Linked DNA regions of Homo sapiens: region 1 is linked to region 2. Evidence: chromatin loops called from intact Hi-C (ENCODE). Cell type or tissue: GM12878. All regions are shown on one strand. Links, peaks and the distances in the headings refer to the core of each region. The heading gives the core; the rest is flanking DNA.

Region 1 (11,251 bases), core at 1,754-9,753, 310 kb after region 2:
AATCCTTCGCAAATACTTATTGAGAGCCTGTCACGTATTTCCTCCCTTTTTCTCCTTTGTAGGGATTAAAATACATTTAAATCTCTGCTGTTAAAGTGACTTTCACTCTACTGGGGAAACAGTAAACAAATAGGTGTCACAAGGTGATTAAGTGTAAATGAGGAAAAATAAAACTGGGAAAGAGAAATAAAAGATTACTGCTTAGCAGAGTGTGGTCAGGAGGGTACTCTAACAAGGTGACATTCAGTCCGTTCATTCTACAGGTAATTGATTGAAGTGCCTACTTACTGTGAGTTCTGTGTTCTAGACACGAGATACGACAGACAACCAAGACAGACAAAAATCCTTCCCGGAGTTTACGTTATAGCAGGAATATAAACGAGACATAAAATAAACGAGATAAATTAGTGAAATTAAATACTGTCAGACATTGGTAAATGCTAAAAAGAAAAGTACAAGTAGGGAATAACCACAGGCAGTGAGGGTTTGCGATTTTACATAGCAGGTCACAATAAGAAGGTGGCATTTGGCTGGGCGCGGTGGCTCACTCCTGTAATCCCAACACTTTGGGAGGCCGAGGCGGGCGGATCACGAGGTCAGGAGATCGAGACCAGCCTGGCCAACACTGTGAAACTCCGTCTCCACTAAAAATACAAAAATTAGCTGAGCCTGGTGGCGTCCGACTGTAGTCCCAGCTACTCAGGAGGCTGAGGCAGGGGAATCGCTCGAACCCGGGAGGCGGAAGTTGCAGTGAGCCCAGATCACGCCACTGCACTCCAGCCTGGCGACAAAGCCAGACTCAGTCTCAAAAAAAAAAAAAAAGGTAGCATTTGAATGAAGACCTAGAGGAGGTGTGGGAGGAACCCTGTGGCCATCTGGGGAGAACCGAAGGGAACAGCAAGGGCAAAAGGCCCTGCAAGGGGACAGGTCTGTCTTTTCAAGGAAGTCCAGTGTGGCTAGAAGTGAGGAAGCAAGAGGAAGAGGAGGTGACAGTCAGAGAGGAAAGGGGTAAGATGTAGGGCCTTGTGGGCCCTGGCTAGAGCTCTGAGAGAGGTGGGGGAGCCACTGGAAGGTGTTACCTTGAGGACCCTCTGCTTGCTGAAATGAAAAGAGACAAATACTCATTGAGCTTCTTCTCGGGATTTGGCACTGCCCACTCCTCCACCACCCCAAAACGTAGTAGACAGGCTTGGCAGCTCATCTCTGCCCCATGTGGTGTTGGCTGGGCAGCTCAACAGGTGCTGGAGCTGCCAAGGTGGTTTCACTGGTCTGTGTGGCATCTCCGCTGGGGTGGCTGCAAAGAACAGCTGAGTTCTGCCTGGGCTACTCTCTTGCAGATCCGCTGGTGTGGCAAAACAGTGAAAACAGAAGCTCTGAGGCCTATGAAGGGCTATGCCCAGCAGTCACGGAGCGTCCCTTCTGCTGCCTGTTAATGGTTTAAGCAAATCACAGAGGCCGCCCAGTTTCAAGGAGATGAAAGAGACTCTACCTCTTTTTTTTTCTTTAAATATTATTAAAATAGAGAAATTTTCCTTCTCCACCTTTTAAAAACATCTTTATTGAGATATAATGCACCCACTTAAAGTGTACACTTCCATGGCTTTGGGTATTTTCACAGAGTTGTAGAACCACAAACCACAATCTAATTGTGGAATATTTTCATCACTCTTCATGAGAGGAGCAGCATGGGTGTTCAGGGATGGGAGGAATTGTTGCTGGTCATCTTGCATCTTTATCTCAACAAAAAAACGAAATGATATGGCAGGGGGAAGCAGCAATGGTATAGATGAAACAAGAATGGGCCATAAACTGAGGCTGGGTGATGGGGACGTTAAACTATTCTATCTAAAATTTTTCATAATAAAGTCCTTTAGACCGAATGTGGTGGCTCATGCCTGTAATCCCAGCACTTTGGGAGGCCGAGGCAGGAGGATCACTTGAGGTCAGGAGTTCGAGACCAGCCTGACCAACATGGTAAAACCCCGTCTCTACTAAAAATACAAAAATTAACTGGGTGTGATGGCACATGCTTGTAATCCCAGCTACTAGGGAGGCTGAGGCAGGAGAATCTTTTGAACTCAGGAGGTGGAGGTTGCAGTGAGCTGAGATTGCACCATTGCACTCCAGCCTGGACGACAGAGACTCTGTCTGAAAAAAAAAAAAAGAGTATTTAAAAAAATACCACCTGGACACCTGTAATCCCAGCATTTTGGAAGGCCAAGGCTCAAGAGTTCTAGCTCAGGAATTCGAGATTGGCCTGAGCAACATGGTGAAAACCGTCCCAGCTACTCAGGAGGCTGAGGCAGGAGAATCGCGTGAATTCAGGAGGCGGAGGTTTCAGTGAGCTGCTTTCTCTGCACTGCACTCCAGCCTGGGCAATGCGAGTGAAACTCTGTCTAAAAACAAAACAAAACAAAAAACAACAAACAAACCCACCTGGGCCAGGTACCCCGAAAAGCATTCCTTCTTCCCAGGGGTCTGATTAGCCAGTTGGAAAACTGCAGGGTCTTCAGTGCCATCCCCTCAGCCTGTCCAGACTGTCTCTTTCCATGTTTACCTGATGTTTACTCATTTGAAAAGTTCTGGTTTATCTGATTACAGATCAGAAATGGAAGTGAATTCTGTCAATACTTATAAACATATCTTATTCTCCTAAATTGTTGAAAAGCATACCAGTTTTGAAAAACAGTGTCCTCTTCATCCATCCTGCTCAATCTTTTTTTCTATCTCCTATCAAAGATGGAACTGGGGCTGGGCACGGTGGCTCATGCCTGTAATCCCAGCACTTTGGGAGGCCGAGGCGGGTAGATCACCTGAGGTCGGGAGTTCGAGACCAGCCTGACCAATAAGGTGAAACCCTATCTCTTCTAAAAATACAAAAATTAGCCAGGCGTGCCAGTGTGTGCCTGTAGTCCCAGCTACTCGGGAGGCTGAAGCAGGAGAATCACTTGAACCCAGGAGGCGGAGGTTGCAATGAGCTGAGATGGCGCCACTGCACTCCAGGCTGAGTGACAGACCAAGACTCCATCTCCAGAAAAAAAAAAGGTGGAACTGAAGGAGGCTGTGGATGAGGTTAGAGAAATCTGTTGAGAAAGATGGTTATAGGCTAAAGGAAATATGAAGACTTGAGGAAAGGAGGATGAAACTTAAGGGCCCAAGTCATAGAAAGTTGTTCATGTTCTAATTATGTGAAATTATTCCTAATAACAAATCATTGTCTCCCCAGATCCTCTCTTCTAGACATAGGGACCCTCTGTAACACACGTTTCGTGATAAATTCACCAGAAAATTGACTTCTGCCAGAGACAGAGAAAGCCCTCTCCTTAAATATAGCTGTATCAAGGAAAAATGCATTTGGCTGGAAGTAATGGGAAATTTTAACTGTTATTTGAAAAATAAGGAGTTTATTTTTCTCACATAAGTAATCTAGAGGTAGGCAGCTATTAGTACTGGTTCTGCTCCTCAACAATGCTGTAAGGATCCTAAACCCCTTTACCATTTCTGCTTTGCCACCCTTAGCATGTTGACCTTGGTTTTCATGCTTCTAGCATACTGGCCACAGGACGGATGCTTATCTCCAGCTTTCTTGAGTTTCAGGAATAAAAGGGAAGGGGAAAAAGACCTTTACCTGAAGCCTTGTCTTTTAATTCAGAGAAGAAAGTACCAGCACCCCCTGTCTCCGGCCAGAACTACACTACCTGCCCTAACTCAGACCAATTAAAGGCCATAGGGAAAGAGAATACCATGACTGGCTTAGACCAGTCAGGATTCACCCTTGGGAGCTGGAGACCAAGGGCTCTCCTTAACTTTCTGAACAAATCCAAATTCTATTAGCCTCAAAGAGAGAATGTTGCTGAGACAAATAACTGTGGGTAGCTATAGAAGGTGCCTACCAGCCTGGCACGGCGGCTCACGCCTGTAATCCCAGCACTTTGGGAGGCCGAGGTGGGTGGATCACGAGGTCAGGAGATTGAGACCAGCCTGGCCAACATGGTGAAACCCCGTCTCTACTAAAAAAATACAAAAATTAGCTGGGCGTGGTAGTGGGCGCCTGTAATCCCAGCTACTTGGTAGGCTGAGGTAGGAGAATCGATTGAACACCAGAGGTGGAGGTGCAGTGAGCCGAGATCGCGCCACTGCACTCCAGCCTGGCAACAGAGTGAGACTCCTCTCAAAAAAAAAAAAAAAGAAGGTGCCTACCAAAACCCACTTCCTGGTGGCATTGTCTTGGCCCATGGAAAGATTTTCTTTTACTGAACTAATATATTGAACAAATACCCTCACGTGAGATTTTCACTTCTATCCTAGGTCCTGGTTTGCTCTCTGGTTCCACACAGATAGGGGTATATCCAGTTTTTGTGTAACTCATATACTGTAATTTGATGGTGGGGGAAGAGGTCTTTAGTTGGAATAACACAAATTTAAAGATTCAAAATTAGGTACAGCGTCTTGGAAGGAGGCCACACAATAGCCCTAAAGCTTAAACCAGATTTATCTTCACAGTAAATCTACCTCTACCCCTAAGAAATAACATAATCTCTCTTTCACATCACAACCCTTTAAATCATTGAAGACACTTGTCCCAAGCCTGCAAAATCTTCTCTTGTTCTGATTTCCAGGCTCTTTGCTTCCTTAGTCAGCCTTCTCTGAACTGGTCCACCCTGGTGAGGCCATTCATTCGTGTCAAAGTATGCTGAACAGATTGGCTTAGAGAGAATTCCGACATAAGAATCAGTTCTCTTGGAGACTGAAGTGGCCCTGCATTCCAAAAGAACAGTGATGGCCATGATGATATGGTAGGGAGGAAGCAGCGAATGTACCGGTGAAACAAGATTGGGCCATGAAAAGAAAATACCCTCAGAAGAGTGAGTATCATGAAGAATTTGTTTCTCAAACACTGAATCTAGGAGAGCATTATCTATTTAAAAGATGTGTACAAATAAAATAAATCAACAAACAAAACCACGCTGGTCATTGTGGCTCATGTCTGTAATTCCAGCACTTTGGGGAGGCCGAGGTGGGCGGATCACGAGGTCAAGAGATCGAGACTATCCTGGCCAACATGGTGAAACCCCGTCTCTACTAAAAATACAAAAATTAGCCGTGTGCGGTGGTGCGTGCCTGTAGTCGCAGTTACTCCGGAGGCTGAGGCAGGAGAATCGCTTGAACCTGGGAGGCGGAGGTTGTGGTGAGTCTGAGCCAAGATAGCGCCACTGCACTCCAGCCTGGCAACAGAGCAACACTCCGTCTCAAAACAAAACAAAACAAAACTAAACTAAACTAAAACCAGTCATAAGAAACTCCCATGGCCAGGCACAGTGGCTTACGTCTGTAATCCCAGCACTGTGAGAGGCCGAGGCAGGCAGATCACCTGAGGTCAGGAGTTCAAGACCAGCCTGACCAACATGAAGAACCCCTGTATCTACTAAAAATAAAAATTAGCCAGGCATGCTGGTGCATGCCTGTAATCCCAGCTACTTGGGAGGCAGAGGCAGGAGAATCGCTTGAACTCAGGAGGCGGAGGTTGCGGTGAGCCCAGATGGCGCCATTGCACTCCAGCCTGAGCAACGAAAGCGAAACTTCATCTCAAAAAAAAAAAAGAAAAAAAAGAAACGCCCATAAGAGAGACAATTTTATTAGCATATTGCAAGGAGCCTGGAGTTTGATTTGGAAGCTAAAAGGCCCCAAACAAGTTTAAGTCCTGTAAAATGAAGATGATGCCAGCTTCCCCACAGAATAGTTATGAGCCTTACACAAAGTAAATCATCTAACATGTTTTCAAAATCATGCAATACTACATATAAGACAATGCAAATTTTACAGACCTAGGAGCAAAGATAACCTTTGTGCTACAAGTGGAAGACTAGGATCTCCTGAAATGGAGCCACGGCCCAAGCCTACTTTCACGTGATTTGGTGGCTCCCTTTTACCCAGCTAAATCTTTTCTGAGCCGGAATCGCATGTTTGAAATTCCACCCTTCCCTTCTTTGCAAATATTCCTGGGAGGAGTAAGACCTTAAACTAATTCATACTAAATGATTAGCCACATTGGCTAATTGAAGGACACACTAACAGAATGGGGGAAGGCAGGGGTTGGAAGTATGCAGAGAAGAGACATGGAAGGATGAGTTGGAGACAAGTCATTTCTTTCTCCAAAGCCTCCAGGCTTTCCCCCTACTTCTGGCTACTCAGGGCAAAGGACCTAATGCATCATTTTGTTCAGGATTATCTGGAACAGTGTCTTACTCGGTAGCCTATACTCTTTATTTATACTGTTAGGAAGAAAAAAAAAATCAGAAAAGCTTTGATGGCTCCAGGCAAGTTCATGATACTGAGTAATAGAGAGGCAGAAGTGAAACTATTTCACCATTGGTTTTGCCTACTGGTGAAACCATGATGAGACTGAGACTCAGGGGAAGAAAAAGGTAGGAGCCAAGGCTCAATGCTTCTAGAAGTTAATATGTATATGAGTCACCTGGGGATCTTATTAAAAGGTTTAAGCCTGGGGTGGGGCCTGAGATTCTGCCCTACAAACAAGCTTGCAGTGTGTTGATAGTGGACATTAGTGGTCTACACATTGAGTAACTTGGTCTTTAGGTGACTGTTCCCATACCTGTGACTACTGCTTGACACCAGGGGCAGGGAAGGTATTAGGAGACCTTGTGGTAGAAAGATCAGTGGCGACCACCTGCTACTGACTCATTTGGACAAGGCATTATCTTTCCTGGCATCGGTTTTCTCATGTGTAAAATGAGGTAATTAGGCCGGGCGCAGTGGCTCACGCCTGTAATTCCAGCACTTTGAGAGGTTGAGGCGGGCAGATCACTTGAAGTCAGGAGTTCGAGACCAGCCTGGCCAACATGGCGAAACCCCGTCTGTACTAAAAATACAAAAAAATTAGCCGGGCGTGGTGGCAGGTGCCTGTAGTCCCAGCTACTTGGGAGGCTGAGGCACAAGAATCGCTTGAACCCGAGAAGCAGAGATTGCAGTGAGCCAAGATCGCACCACGGCACCCCGGCCTGGGTGACTGAGCGAGACTGTCTCAAAAATAAAAAATAAAATAAAATGAGGTAATTAGAAGAGAGGATTCTAAGATCTCTTCAAGATCTTAAAACTTATTATTCTAAACCTGTTCCTATACATAAAGAAGATTTTATTTAATGTTACATTAATTTCAGATACAAAAAATCTGGGTTTAGAGATTATTAGAGTTTTGTTAAAAATAACTCAAACCTCAAGTTTCCTTTAAAGAAATAATTTTCTCATCACACTTTAAATGCCCATTTTCCAAAATGTGTTTGAGAAATATGAGGTACAGGTTAAAGTTATGACAATACTTTTTCAAACATATAAATTTGTATAGTTCCTTTAAAAATAGTTTCTCTCAAAGAATATTGAATTTGGCTTCAGAGTTAGACAGACCTTCATTCTGGTCTCTGCACTCCATATACTAGCTATTTAACTTCCAGAAGGGCACTTAAACTCTCTGAAGCTCAATTTCCTCATTTATAAAATAGAGATAAAAGTTGAAAGAATGAGCTGGGCGTGATGGCTCACGCCTGTAATCTCAGCACTTTGAGAGGCCGAGGTGGGTGGATCACCTGAGGTCAGGAGTTCGAAACCAGCCTGGCCAACATGGGGAAACCTCATCTCTACTAAAAACATAAAAATTAGCCAGGCCTGGTGGTGGGCGCCTGTAATCCCAGCTACTAAGGAGGCTGAGGCAGGAGAACCACTCAAACCTGGGAGGCGGAGGTTACAGTGAGCTGAGATCGCACCTCTGCACTCCAGCCTGGGCAACAGAGTGAGACTCTGTCTCAAAAAAATAATAATAAATAATAAATAAATTCAAAAAGTTAAAAGAATGTAATGCAAAGATGGAAAATGTGCAGTTTAGGGACATTATTCTTAGCACCGTTAATGCCAGAGAACAATGGAAGAGTGGTGGGAGATGAAGCTGGGTACTTAGGCAGACACTACTTCACAGGGCTCTGGATTTTCTCATTATAATCTTTATCCTCTGAGGATTGTTTTGGTTTCCTGGCAACAGCCAATAGTCAATCAGAATACCGTTCAGTGAGTATGTTGAAAAATAAGGTATCTAAAAACAATGTATTGAGAGAAGTTGATGGAAATGGCAGAGTAAAAATCTCTGAAAATCATCACCATAGAAGCAACAAAAGGCTGTAAAAAATGTTCAGAATCAGTTTTTTCAGAACTCTGCATATTAGCCAAAGACATATAACAATCTGGCAGATGTTTATTCAGGAAAAATGGCTGAATCTTGATAAGAGCAGTGAGTTTTAGGGCATTTAAACTTGCACTATTCTAATCTCCCTCCTTCTAGTTCCACAACAGCCTTAAAAAATGCAGCCTGGCAGCCCCTGGAGGAGGTAAAACACAGTAGCAGCTTCTTCAAAGTCCCATTCCCAGAGAACTGTCACTACATGATGTCTGGTGGTGCCCTAGAAAACCCCATGGACAAAACTGTCTTTATTTGACGTGATTCAAAGCTCATTCAGGTGGCCTGGCACAGTGGCTCACATCTGTAATCCCAGCACTTTGGGAGGCCGAGGTGGGCAGATCACTTGAGGTCAGGAGCTTGAGACCAGCCTGGCCAACATGATGAAACCCTGTCTCTACTAAAAATACAAAATTAGCTAGGTGTGGTGGCACATGCCTGTAGTCCTAGCTACTCAGGAGGCTGAGGCACGAGAATCTATTGAACCCAGGAAGTGAAGGCTGCAATGAACTGAGATCGCGCCTCTGCACTTCAGCCTGGGCCACTGAGCAAGACTCTATCTCAAACAACAACAACAACAACAACACAACCAAAGCTCATTCAGGACAAACCGCTTTTTTCCAGGGTATTTGCTGAAGACAACATTATGGATGCCTGAGGCAGCTGAGTAAATAATAGGCCAACAAAAACAACAAATAATCTCAAAATCAAAAGTTGGGGATGAGAAGTCCTTAGGGTCTTTGAAAAGCTCTGATATATTTAAGGGAATCTAGAAGGCCACTTGCATGCAAAGGGCTATGAATGTGACCAGTGCTACAAAGATGGTCAGGAAAGATCTGAGAACACCCTGAAGCCCTAGTGAGCAGGAAGTGAAAAGCTAAGCCAGAGTTGTAAATTACCTGGCTAAATGTTGAAAGGCCGGCGCAGTGGCTCATGCCTGTAATCCCAGCACTTTGGGAGGCCAAGGCAGGCAGATCCCTTGAGCTCAGGAGTTTGAGACCAGCCTGGGCAACATGGTGAAACCCTGTCTCTACCAAAAATACAAAAATTAGCCAGGCATGGTGGCATGTGTCTGTGTTTGTGGTCCCAGCCGCTCGGGAGGCTGAGGCAGGAGGATACCTTGAAGCAGAGGTTGCAGTCAACCGACATTGTGCCACTGCATTCCAGCCTGGGTGACAGAGTGAGACTCTGTCTCTAAATAAATAAATAAATAAATAAATAAATAAATAAATAACGTGTGCCCCAGCAAACACATAAAGCCTTTTAGCGAAGACTGGGAGAATTACTGCTTCCAGGCATTTAGGGAAATCTCTATCCAGTCATCGGGTGATCACTAAGATAACTGAACAAAGACTTCCATAGTTACATACAATAAAGAATACAGACTTCATAGAATTAGCTCAGGAAAGCTGTGAAACAAACAAATAACAACAACAACAAACAGCAACAACAAAACACCCTAGAGAAGGGGAGATTCTAAATGCCAAAGTTTTCACATTATGTTCTTTTTTTTTTAATTTTACTTTAAGTTCTGGGATACATATGCTGAACACGCAGGCTTGTTACATAGGTATACATGTGCCATAGTAGTTTGCTGCACCCATCCACCCATCAACCCTTCATCTAGGTTTTAAGCCCAGCATGCATTAGGTATTTGTCCTCATGCTCTCCCTATCCCTGCACCCCACCCCCCGACAGGCCCGTGTGTGATGTTCCCCTCCCTGTGTCCATGTGTTCTCACTGTTCAACTCCCACTTATGAGTGAGAACATGCGGTGTTTGGTTTTCTGTTCCTGTGTTAGTTTGCTGAGAATGATGGTTTCCAGTTTCATCCATGTCCCTGCAAAGGACATGAACTCATTCTTTTTTATGGCTGCACAGTATTCCATGGTGCATTTCACATTATATTATTTCAATGACCAGTTTTCAAAAAGAAAACATTAGACAAGGAGCAAGAAATTATAGCCCATACACAGGGCAAAAACCAGTCAATAGAAACTGTCCCAGAGGAAGTCCAAACACTGGACTTATTAGACAAAGACGTTAAATCAGCTGTTTGGTTGAAAAACCAAATGAGGGCCTGGCATGGTGGCTCAGGCCTGTAATCCCAGCACTTTGGGAACCAAGGTGGGGGGTCACTTGAGCCTAGAAGTTCAGGCCTAGCCTGGTCAATATAGATAGACCCTGTCTCTACAAAAAAAATAAAAAAGTTACCCAGGCATGGTGGGAGGTAAATGTTGCGACGAGCCATAATCATGCCACTGCACTCCAGCCTGGGAGACAGAGCAAGATGCTGTCTCAAAACAAAACAACAAAACACACACACACAAACAACAACCAAGGAAAACAAATGTAAATTACTAAAGAAAACTATAAGACTGACGTCTTAAACAGAGAACATAGATAAAAATTATACAAAAAGAAGTAAATAGTAATTCTGAATATGCAAAAGTACAATAACTGAAATAAAGAATTCACTAGAGTAGCTCATTTGCAGATTTGAGCTGGCAGAAGAAAGAATCAGTGAACTTAAATGTAGGTAAATTAAGACCATCCGGTCTGAGGAACAGAAAGGAAAAATAATGAAGAAAAATGAACATAGCCTCAGTGATCTGTGGGACACTGTTAGGAGTTGAATTGTATTCCCCCAAAGGTATGCTGAAGTACTAACCTCCAGTATCTGTCAATGTGACCCTGGAAAAGACCCTTTAGAAAGGGTCTTTACAGATGTAATCAAGTTAAGGTCCAATGACTTCAGGTCATTAGAGCAGACTCTAATCCAAAATGACTGCTGTTCTTACAAGATAGAGAACTTTGGACAAAGAGACAGATACCCCCAGAGAAAAGACTATGTAGATAAAAACAAGGGGAAGGCAGCCATATGACAGACAGAGACAGAGATTAAAGTGAAGCATCTGGTAGTTAGAAATTCCCAGGATTGTCATGGAACCCAAGAAGCTAGAACAGGCAAGGAAGTATTATCTACTGGATACTTCCGAGAGAGCATGGC
Region 2 (11,251 bases), core at 2,280-10,279:
CTCTGTTCCAGAGGGGCAAGGCTGTGGAACCCCAGAAGACAGGCCTCTGAGAGGACCCGGGTCACCCGGACCTGGACTCAAATCCCATCCCTGTACCTCTCCTTGGATGAACCATCGAACACTGAGCTTCCATTTTGCATCTTCCAACTGCACAGAGAAGTAAGTGTGTGCTGCTCCTTCCGTGGTTGGTGCTGAGTGGGGATTTCGGGAATGGTCCCTGCTCCCTGCATTTTCCACAGGGCCAGCGGGAAATAAGCTTTACCTCCACCGCACAGGAGGGAAAACTTCAACTCGCATGTTAGGGTAAACTGGGGAGAGACTTGGGGTAAATGGGGAAGTTTTTTTGGTGATGGGTTGGGAGGGGCCCTTTACCCCCAGAGGAAGTGGTCACCTCCGAGGGTCTAGCTTGGTGGCAGCGGGTACAGTTGTAGCCTAGAGAAGAAAGAACAGGGGCTACACACATGTGATGTAAAACCGAGGAAAAGTGAAGAAGTGCGAGGTGCTCGTGGGGTCACCAGGTTTGGGGCTCAAAGTTCCAGGAAAGGAGGGACTCCAGGCCTTGACCTCCACTGCACACCTGGGGACAGGGGCCGGAGACAGTTACCTTGGAACCACCAGCGCCCACACACAGGGACACTCCCCACCTGACAACTAAACTGTGGAGTTCATTCAAGTCTTTCCAGACCGCTGTGGTAACTGAAGACTAATTTTCCAGTGCAGGAAGAGGATGAGGGACCTCCTGTCTCATGCTTTGTTTAACTAATATGAAGGGAAGGGGAGCCAGGCGCGGTGGCTCATGCCTGTAATCCCAGCACTTTGGGAGGCTGAGGTGCGCGGATCACCTGAGGTCAGGAGTTCAAGACCAGCCTGGCCAACGTGGTGAAACCCCGTCTCTACTAAAAATACAAAAATTAGCTGGGCGTGGTGGTGGGAACCTGTAATCCCAGCTACTGGGGAGGCTGAGGCAGCCTCCCTAGTATATATATATATATGAGGGGAAGGGGGCAGGAATCATGGAGCCAGAGAAACTGATTTTCAGTTCATAGGCAAGCGGAGGCCTGATGTGGAACTAATGGGGCTCTGCGTCATGGGCAACTAAACCTGGAGGGGGCACCGTGCCCGGTTCTCCCAGAGAAGAGAAGAAGGACTGGGCAGACAGCTCTCCATCTCTCTGTGGAGGCCTCCCCTCCCACTTCCTTCCCCAACACCCCACCTCCACCTGCTGCTTCCAACCCCCAGCCCTGTTGGTTCTAGAAAGTTTGGTTGTTATCCAGCAGGAGGATGAGGACTGGTTTAGAGCAGAGCCATTAAACTACAACCTGTGGGCCAAAGCTGGCCCACCCCTTGTTTTTCTAAATAAAGTTTTATTGAAACAGTCACACTTGTTCCTTTACATATCATCTGGGGCTGCTTTCTCACTTTGAGCTGTTGCAACAGAGACAGTGGGGCCTGTGACACCAAAATTATTTGCCATCTGGTCTTTACAGAAAAGGTTTGCCAACCCAGGTTTACAGAAGGAGAAAGGAGGGTGCTTCCCACCTGCTTCCCTTGGTGAGTGGGGAGGAGCTGGTGGCAAAGCGCAGGTTCTTGGCAGTAGGAACCAAGGCAGCCCTGCATCAGGCTGGGAGGGCCGAGGAAGGCCTCTGTGGAGATACAGAAAGCGGGGCTTAGGAATGGGGAGGGAGCTGAGGCCTGTGCCCAGAAAGGGTGGGCCAAGAACAGGGAGAAGACAGCTGGCACAGAGGGGACGCTGGGCTGCCCCTCACAGACTCAGCTGAGGCAGGAAAGACTTCGCTAAAGAGGAAGGCCAACGCGTTTAGGCTTTTTCAGAGAAAAGGACAGCGCTCCCATGGGCAAGGGTGAGTGGGGAGAGCAGGCAGGCGCGGACCTTGAGCTTGGGCTCCTTGGGACCTGCGTGACCCACAAACCCCACCCCTGCCCGGCAAACCCCACCCCTCTGCAGCTTTCCTACTGCCCTTGCTGTACCATGCCAGGGACTTGCCACCAACTGCAGCTCCGGCTGCTGTCGGATCCCTCCATCAGGAAAACAGTGGTCCCCTCACAGCTGGCTCCTCCCTTCCCCACACCACCCCAGCAGGACTGATCTCTCCTGTTTCCCAATGTCTGTTAGGGGGACTCCACCACCCGGTCCCCCAAGTCAGAAGCACCAGACGTCCCGAGGCCTCTTTCTCCTTCCCATGTCCCGAGGCCTCTTTCTCCTTCCCCACCTTACATTAAGTCACCTCCAAGTCCCTCCAAACCTCCAGGTGTGCTTCTGAAATCCATCTGGATACCCTCCCTGGCTCTGGCCACCCTGCCCTGTCTCCCAGCCAGAGCAGCCCTCCTCTGCGCTCACTCGCAGCCCTGCACATCTGCTCAGCCAGCAGCAGCTCTCAGAGGCTTCCTCACCAGCCGGTTTCCTGGGCCCTGGCATTCAGGCCACCCCTCCGGCCCTTGCCAGGCCCCCACCCCAGCACAGTCAGGCCCTGTCTCCACTTTCTGCAGAATGTTCCAAGCAGAGGTTTTGGGGCCACACAGCAGCTGTGGGAACTCAAACAAGTCAGCCCACCTCACAGGGCCTCAGTTTCCTTACCTCTAAAATGACGACAGCACCAGCCAGGGCCAAGGCCACTGTGAGGATGCAAAAGGCTGTTACTCACATCGCTGCTATTTCTGTCCCTGCTCCTGCCTCTGTGCTTGCTTCTGCGCCATTCCATTATCATTCACTGAGCAAAAAGGCATGGGCTGCCCAGGAACTCAGGGAGGGGAGTGAGCTGGAGTTGACCATCATGTTACAAGGGCCACAGTGCTGCTGCGGGCATTTCAGCACTGTGCCGGGGTGGGAACCAGTGTCTGGCTTTGCCTGGAGAAGCAGAAGGGCACAGTTGGGGGAAGTGTGCTGTGTGCTGTGGCGGCAGGGTGGGGAAGGGTGCAGCCAGGGCCAAAGGCACAGTGCTGAACACGCAGAAAAGGGCAACAGGCACACGATGGGACCACAGCGTGTGCAGATGACAGCCGGGAGCACAGACAAAATGATGTTCTGCGGATGGCAGCCAGGGACACAGAGGAGGTGCCCTCTGCAGAAGGGGCTGGCAGCCCCCCAGCCTCACACCCACTCGTCAATGGCTGTGTGGTCACGGTGGTGTCCCCCACCCTCCAGGGATTGTCAGCTGAGGAGTGACATGGCCAGGCCTGTGCAGCAGCGAGCTCACACTGGTATTAGAGTGAAAGACCGTCCTAGAGACCAGAGACCAGAGCATCAGTGTGAGAGGTCAGGGAAAAGACGGTCGCAGTGGCCAAGGCGTGATGCTGTACAAGCCAGACAGTGGCACCAAGGGGCAGTGGAGGCCACCCAGAAGGAGCACACTTGACAGACCACAAGAAAGGACAGCACGATTCGGTGACCATCACCAGGGGCCAGGCAACGGGAAGAGTGAGGACACCTGCGGTGTCACCCTGCGGGCAGCCAAGCTCCTATGGTGCTTTCGGGTGGGAGGCCGCCCTCAGCCAGCGGGCGAGAGAGAATCCATCCCAGAAGCCGCTGGAGGGCAGGAAGGAAAGGATTATGGCTCAAAGGGAATGACACAGTGATGGAGAAACAAGCTGCTGTTCTGTGTGTGGACGAGTGTGCCGGGGGCAGGAGGCGGCACCGACGATGTCACCAGGGAGAAAAAATTACCTTGAAGCCCGTGGAGTGAAGAGTGTTCAGGACAGAGATGGGAAAGCCTGGGCCTGAGGAAGGCACAGATTGTGGTCAGTTGTTTAAGGACAGAAGAAGTTAGGAAAACACTGCCCTGGGTGATTTGCCTCCTACACAACAAAGGTTTCCTCCAAGGCTAGTGCAAGCTGGCAGGAAGCCCGTCATCTTCCGTGAGCCCAGCCACATCAGCAGCACAGGCTTCCACCTTTGCGCTGCTTCAGAAGAGCTTGCTCAGTCTGGCTGTGGCTGTTAAAAGTGTGCTTGGCTTTCTAATTAAAAATAAAACCTCAGTCGAGGGATGAAAGAAAGTGCTTTGGAGCTCTTCCAGGGACCCACCGCATACAGGTGGGGAAGGAGGAGGCTGGGGAGGGAAGGAGGGCCGGGGGAGGCTGACACAGCACCCGCATCCATGAAGAGCAGAAGCCCAAAGATGTCTTTCCCCGCACAGACCAAGGATCTGTGATTTCGGGAGCGCAGAAGGAAAGGCACAGGACAGGAGGGGAGAGGTGTGAACATCTATGGCAAGGCGAGTCCAGCTACTGTTAGCTGGGTGACAAGGAGCTGCTACGACAAGCCTGCGTGGAGATTTAGGCAGCATATGGTCACCGTTTCATTATGTGCAAGTGGCTTTCTGCTGCCAGCTCCGTCCGGAGCTCCTGGAGGCAAAGCTGAATTACAGGGTCTGGAAGGTGAGCCCATTTCCCAGACTCCACAACCCCCGCAGTCAGAGACAGTCTCCCCACACCACAGCTCTAGGTCAGACACACGTGGCTGGAACAATGTAGAAGGACAAAATGACGCGTAAGACAAGATGGTCACCACGACCTGCCACGCACCCAAGCAGAATATGCCAAAAGTGTCCCGTGGTCCAGCTCACAGGTCACGGTCAGAACCCACCCAGAGGACTGCCCGCGGGTGAGAGTGGTGCGTCCCCTGCCCGGCTGCCCCAGACCTCTGAGGTCAGCTTGCTCGGGTGTGAGAGGGCAGTCCTTGAAGTGAAGGCCATTGCGTCGGTTCACAGCGGGTGGGGCCCGGGGCAGCCGCTGCACAGGGCTGCTGTTGACACGGCGGGAATGTTTCTTGAAATCAAGGTCCGCTGCAATCTGGGGGAAGGCGATGGAGCCCGGTGCTCCTCGGGGCGGGCGTGGCTCCGCCTGGCTGTGGGGTCCTCCTGCTTCTGTTTCATCTGGAGGAAGAGTTGGCTGGGATTCCGGCTAAGGGCTGGGGCCTCCCTTTACTCTCCAAATCTTTTCTCAGTAAACAAAACTCAGTGTGGGAACAGGATTCCTATCAATTACAATACAAACTGATTGATGCCATAAAAGCGAAACCACCGGCCCTCACAAACAGTGCGGCTTATGTTGTCTGCCCCGCTCTCCGAAGGAAACCTTCCCTTCAAGAGTTTGTGTGTTGTTTACCCTTCTTCTTGGCGCACACACAAAATCCAAAGCCTGTAATAGCGCAGGTCATTAAAGGAAACAACTGCACTTGGGCCTTTTTCAAGGGAGTGATTCAGGCAGGTGCTCTCCTCGCCGAGTCAGTTTACAAAGCGTTACCAGAGCTCCCTCCGCCGAGAGCGGGGCAGGCCAGCCACGCAGCGTTTTCTCGGGAAAACGCACTTTCCCGTGGCCACTAGGCGGAGCTAGGTGTTTACCAAAAAGGGCAGCTTGAGCTTTGGTGCCGCTGGGGACTTACGATATTAAAATGTCATTTTTATATGCAACTACCCTTTACACATAAAAGTGAAATGGAGTGGGAGCTATAAGAAGCACCTGAAAGTTTCATGCTGGGGGAAGCCCCCCGTATGTGGTCGGGAAGGAATCCGTGTCTCATTTTAAGTGCGGAGAATGGGAGGAAGGGAGGAGGTAGAGGAACCCTCCAGAACCTGAGGCGCCACGTAGTCCTGATTCGCCTCTCTCCATCTCCCAACCGGAGCAGTCCTGAGAACGCGGAGACCGGCACCATTCACTGCGCAACTAACTTCACCGCCTGCTGTGCTAGGTCGCTGCGCCCAGGGACCCACGTACCAAGAAGCAATGCTGACACCCTCCCTGTCCAGCAGCTAGGGTTGCCAGGGGATGTGAAAGGATTCTGAAAAGATAATGCAATCTTCAGACGTTGTTAGGACTGTTTTGTTATTATTATCAGGAAACAGACGTAAACTGAAGAGGGAGACATAAAGCATTGGCTGTGTGATAAGTCTTTTTTCAAACTCATGTTTTCTGACACTTTTTAACACACATCCTCGTTGATAGAATTTCCTTCTCATCCGGGCGTGATGGCTCATACCTGTAATCCCAGCACTTTGGGAGGCCGAGGTGTGTGGATCACCTGAGGTCAGGAGTTCGAGACCAGTCTGACCAACATAGTGAAACTCCATCTCTACTAAAAATACAAAAAAATCAGCCGGGTGTGGTGATACACGCCTACTATAATCCCAGCTACTTGGGAGGCTGAGGCGGGAGAATTGCTTGAACCCACAAGGCGGAGGTTGCAGTGAGCCAAGATCGCACCACTGCACTCCAGCCTGGGCAACAAGAGCGAAAGTCTATCTAAAAAAAAAAAGAAAAGAAAAGAAAGAAAAGAAAAAAAGAATTTCTTTCTCGGATAACTTTAGAAAGAAATCATGGCGGGGAGCATAAGTTTGTACATGGTCATCAAGTACACAAGATAACCAGAGCTCAGAGCAGCCCCGCCCCAGCATCAGGGATGGTGAATGAACCCTTAGGGCCAGGGTCTGCAAGTCCACAGTGGAGTCACCTGTGAGGCTTCTTCCTGTAGGTGGGCAGAGGAAGAGCTAGAGGGCCCCAAACAGGTTCCAATAGGAATCTCTGGATCCGTTTATGGCTAATCAATGATGAACCAGAAGAGGAAAGCTAGTTGCTAATTTCCAAACAAACCACGAAAAAACATAGGAAATGATAAGTTTATTAAAGCAGCATGCTTTTTAAAAAGAAGGCTAATTTTTCGGCTGAGCGCGGTGGCTCACGCCTGTAATCCCAGTACTTTGGGAGGCCGAGGCAGGTGGATCACGAGGTCAGGAGTTCAAGACCAGCCTGGCCAAGATGGTGAAACTTCATCTCTACTAAAAATACAAAAAAATTAGCTGGGCGTGGTGGCACGTCCCTGAAATCCCAGCTATTCAGGAGGCTGAAGCTGAGAATTCCTTAAACCTGGGAGGCAGAGATTGCAGTGAGCTGAGATTGTGCCACTGCACTCCAGCCTGGGCGACAGAGCAAGACTCCATCTCAAAAAAAAAAAAAAAAGATGTCTAATTTTTCTAGTTATTGTTTTTTAATAGAGACAGGGTCTCATCATGTTGCCTAGGCTGGTCTCAAACTCCTGAGCTCAAGTGATCCTCCCACCTCTGCCTCCCAAAGTGCTGAGATTACAGGCATCAGCCACCACGCCCAGCCAAAAAGTGTAATTTTAAAGGAATCGGGTCACAGGGTTCAGGCAGCAGCCAAGGAGCTCTAGGGTCTTCCAGAGCTAACATAAACTTTCAAAAGAAACCATATCTGTGCACATGTGTAGCATTTGCCAAAGATTGTTTTGACCTGTAGTATATGAATAAGTGTTTTGTTCTCAACTTTTTTAATTTAAAAAAAAGTGTTTCCTATTCAAATAAGCCCAGAAAATATTGGATTAAAAATAAAGTGTCCTAATAAGGGCTTTGAACCTCCAGAAAGGAGGACTCTAACATGAACATGCAATGTTCCATGAGCACATTCAGTCATAAAACCCTTGTTTCCTGAAAAACCAATTTGCATTTCTAAGAACTAGTATTTCGTGCCATATTTTTTGAAGAACACTATCCCAATTCAATGGGACATGCAGGCCAGTGCTGACGGAAAGTCAGATTGTGGCACCAATGACTTCCTGGCATTTGAGTAAAAACAGTCAGGAGAGGCAGGGCGCAGTGGCTCACACCTGTAATTCCAGCACTTTGGGAGGCCGAGGCGGGTGGACCACTTGAGGCCAGGAGTTGGAAACCAGCCTGGCCAACATGGTGAAACCCTGTCTATACTAAAAATACAAAAATTAGCTGGGCATGATGGTGCACACCTGTAATCCCAGCTAGTCGGGAGGCTGAGGCAGGAGAATCGCTTGAACGTGGGAGGTGGAGGTTGCAGTGAGCCAGGATCATGCCACTGCACTCCAGCCTGGGCGACAGAGACTTCATCTAAAACAAACAAACAAAAAACCAAACGAACAAACAAACCAGCCAGTAGAAACAGTACTGGCTGTTGGCTGAACAGCCAGTTCAAAACAGTACTGTTTTGGTTGAAACAGTAGCAACAAGTCAAAGACATGATGGAGAGGAGATTCCATCAAAAATGTACAGTCAGGAATGCAAAGACCCCGAATTTGTCATTAAACCTTTTTGGTGACCTAGCTAGGCCTCTGTGCTAGGGCTTAGCAATTGATGTGGGAATCTCAATCTATAGAACAGGTTTCTGAAAAGTCATATACAAATGAAGCATTATAAGCAAATAAGCCTGAGACAGAAGAGAAGCAATTCTATTTAAAATAGCTGCAGCATCACAATGGAACTCTTTGTGGTGTGATTACACCCCTGGTGTGTGTTTGGGCAGCCAACACCTGTGCTTTGTCCTCCTTTGATCCTAACCACAAGCCTGGGAGAGGGTAGCCCCAGAAGTTCAGCACCTCAGAAACAGAGAATGGCTTACTACCCCCCTCATTTTACAGATGAGGAAGGTGAAGCACAGAAAAGTCAAGTGAGGCCGGGCACGGTGACTCGCGCCCATAATCCCAATGCTTTGTGGGTTTTTGTTTTTTTAAAAAAAAATACTGAGTCTCGCTCTGTTGCCCAGGCCGCCTGGAGTGCAGTGGCGCGATGTTGGCCCACTGCAGCCTCTGCCTCCCGGGTTCAAGCAATTCTCCTGGCTCAGCCTCCATAGTAGCTGGGATTACAGGTGCCCCACCACGCCTGGCTAATTTTTATATTTTTAGTAGAGATGGGGCTTCACCATGTTGGCCAGGCGGGTCTCGAACTCCTGACCTCAGGCAATCCACCCACCTCGGCCTCCCAAAGTGATGAGATTACAGGTGTGAGCCACCATGCCCAGCCCATAATCCCAATGCTTTGGGAAGCTGAGGCAGAAGGATCACTTGAGCCCAGAAGTTTGAGACTAGACTAAGCAACATAGCGAGACCCCATCTGTACAAAAAAAATCAAGCAATTAGCTGGCCACACCTGTAGTCTCAGCTACTCGGGAGACAGAGCCAGGAGGATTGCTGGAGTCCAGGAGATTGAGGCTGCAGTGAGCTATGATGGCACCACAACATTCCAGCCTGGATGACAAGTGAGACCCTGTCTCAAAAAAAAAAAAAAAGAAAACAAAAAAGCCAAGTGACTTTTTTCTTTAAATTCGAAAGGCAAAGTTCTCATATTCAGTGTTAAAGATTTTTGTTAAACTGTTAATTATTTATGTCAAAACTTTTTGTAAGTTCAGAAAATGGGGAATGCTGAGTATTTTAAACAGAGATGAGAAAACAGCTACTGAAAAGTTGATTTATTCTAAGTGTTGAAAATCAGTGTAGAAAAATCAGCCGGGCGCGGTGGCTCACGTCTGTAATCCCAGCACTTTGGGAGGCCGAGGCGGGCGGATCACCTGAGGTCAGGAGTTTGAGACCATCCTGACCAACATGGAGAAACCCCATCTCTACTAAAAATACAAAATTACCTGGGTGTGGTGGTGCACGCCTGTAATCCCAGCTACCTGAGAGACTGAGGCAGGAGAATCGCTTGAACCCAGGAGGCGGAGGTTGTGGTGGGCCGAGTTGCGCCATTGCACTCCAGCCCGGGCAACAAGAGCGAAACTCCATTTCAAAAAAAAAAAAATCAATAAATGTGTTACTACCCATTCTGAGGAGATGGAACATGAGAAAAGCTGAGACAGCATCCAAAGAATGCCAGTGTCAATCTTTAGACTACCCAAACCACCCGCTTACCTAGAAAAAGTGAATCTCATGAGTAGCGTACAGGTTTTTACCAGTACAATGTTTACTGCGGTGTGAACTCAAGCAAATTCCCCTCGCCCCTGGGTCCCAAAGAACAGGACATGATGCCCTGGGCCTGCAATGCCAGGGACCCCTTGGCACAGGTGCCCAGAGGCAGGTAGCACGAAGAGGCTGCCATGCTCCAGGCTGGGCAAACTAACCCCCTTCTAGCCACAGCAGCCCAGCCCCAGAACTGAGTCCTGACCCAAAAGAAGCCACCCTGGCGTTCGGGGTCTGCTTTGCATGGGAGGGTGACTAGCCCACTGTGGCAACAAAGCCTGGGGCAGCCCCCTGAGCCCCACCTCCTGGTACTCACCCCTGCCTTTGTGCAATTCTCTCCCCTCTAGTGTGGGCGGGACCTGTGACTCACTTCTAACCAATGGAATACGGCCAGTGTGATGGATGGCACTCCATCTTGACTACATTATGTTACATTTTGCTGGCCATGAAGAAGCCAATTGCCACGTCATGAATGACCCGTGGGGAAGGCCACAGCGCAGGGAACCATGGGAGGCCCTAGGGACTTGAGGGCAGCTCCTCTAACAGCCAACAAAAAACTAAAACTCACTTTTTTTGTTGGTTTTTTTTTGAGACAGTCTTGCTCTGTTGCCCAGGCTGGAGTGCAATGGCACGATCTTGGCTCACTGCAACTTCCGCCTCCCGGGTTGAAGTGATTCTCCTGCATCAGCCTCCCGAGTAGCTGGCGCCTGCCACCACGCCTGGCTAATTTTTTTGCATTTTTAGTAGAGATGGGGTTTCACCATGTTGGCCAGGCTTGTTCAAACCCCTGACCTCAGGTGATCCGCCCACCTCAGCCTCCCAAAGTGCTGGGATTGCAGGCATGAGCCACCGCACCCAGCCTAAAACTCACTTTTATAGCTGCAAGGAATTGAATTCTGGGAACTTGCAAGTGTGTTCTTCCCATGCCGAGCCTCCAGAGGAGAAAAGCCCAGCTGACACCTTGGCTGCAGCCTTGTGAGACCTTAAGCAGAGGACCCAGCCAAGCAGTACACACATTCCTGACCCACAGAAACTGTAAGATACAATAATAAATGTGTGTTTTCTGAGCCACTAAATTTGTGCAGCAAGAGGTAACCAATACATCAACCAAACAAGGGTGTCCGATGTCAGAGATGGCACTTGACATATACAGAGAATCAGTCAGCAGTCACAGCAGCAGAGCAGACGTGGCAAATGCAGGAGGAGGTGCTGAGTCCCAGAGGAGCTGCTGGCAGGGAAGGGAGCCCCGGGAGCCTGGCCCTGTCGGGGCAGGAGGACAGCCTGTTCAGCAGAGCCCTGAAGCATCCTGCTCGACATTCCAGTCCTACACAGGGCTGGCTCTCACATGCACCCTCTCACGATTCACTCCCTCCTTCTCCAGAAATCTGCTCATCTCCCTGCGGCCTCTGTGTCAGACACCATACCATGAACCTTCCAATCACCTGCCAGGGAAACATGGAAGTCACTGTGAGGCCAGGCGCGGTGGCTCACGCCTGTAATTCCAACACTTCAGGAGGCCGAGGCGGG

Evidence for each region. Hi-C counts contacts between places; a loop is a spot of excess contacts. Peaks named below come from ENCODE experiments on the same cell type or tissue, not always from the same donor. Only the 100,000 strongest peaks of a DNase experiment are listed, where the experiment ranks them.
Region 1: it touches region 2 in a loop (3-fold over the local background); 8 of 110 quality-filtered maps call a loop at or near these places.

What each region holds. Positions count from the first base shown.
Region 1 is chr2:120,001,487-120,012,737 of GRCh38, reverse strand. LOC107985817 (a long non-coding RNA gene) reads right to left here and starts at 4,897. Exons shown (of 4, transcript XR_001739205.2): 1 at 4,557-4,897; 2 at 2,437-2,591; 3 at 1,080-1,098; 4 at 34-345. RefSeq lists an enhancer at 5,471-5,765. In GM12878, for the core only: a CTCF peak has its summit at 5,434; a DNase peak (open chromatin) is centred at 6,397; H3K27ac peaks cover 870 bases.
Region 2 is chr2:120,307,427-120,318,677 of GRCh38, reverse strand. LOC105373584 (a long non-coding RNA gene) reads left to right here. Exons shown (of 3, transcript XR_923260.3): 2 at 12-159; 3 at 1,040-1,375. Among named protein-coding and RNA genes, the nearest start is that of INHBB, 33 kb to the left of the region's middle. RefSeq lists an enhancer at 4,740-5,263. In GM12878, for the core only: a CTCF peak has its summit at 5,325 (motif pointing right); DNase peaks (open chromatin) are centred at 5,427, 5,633, 8,247 and 10,207; H3K4me3 peaks cover 1,585 bases; H3K27ac peaks cover 1,541 bases.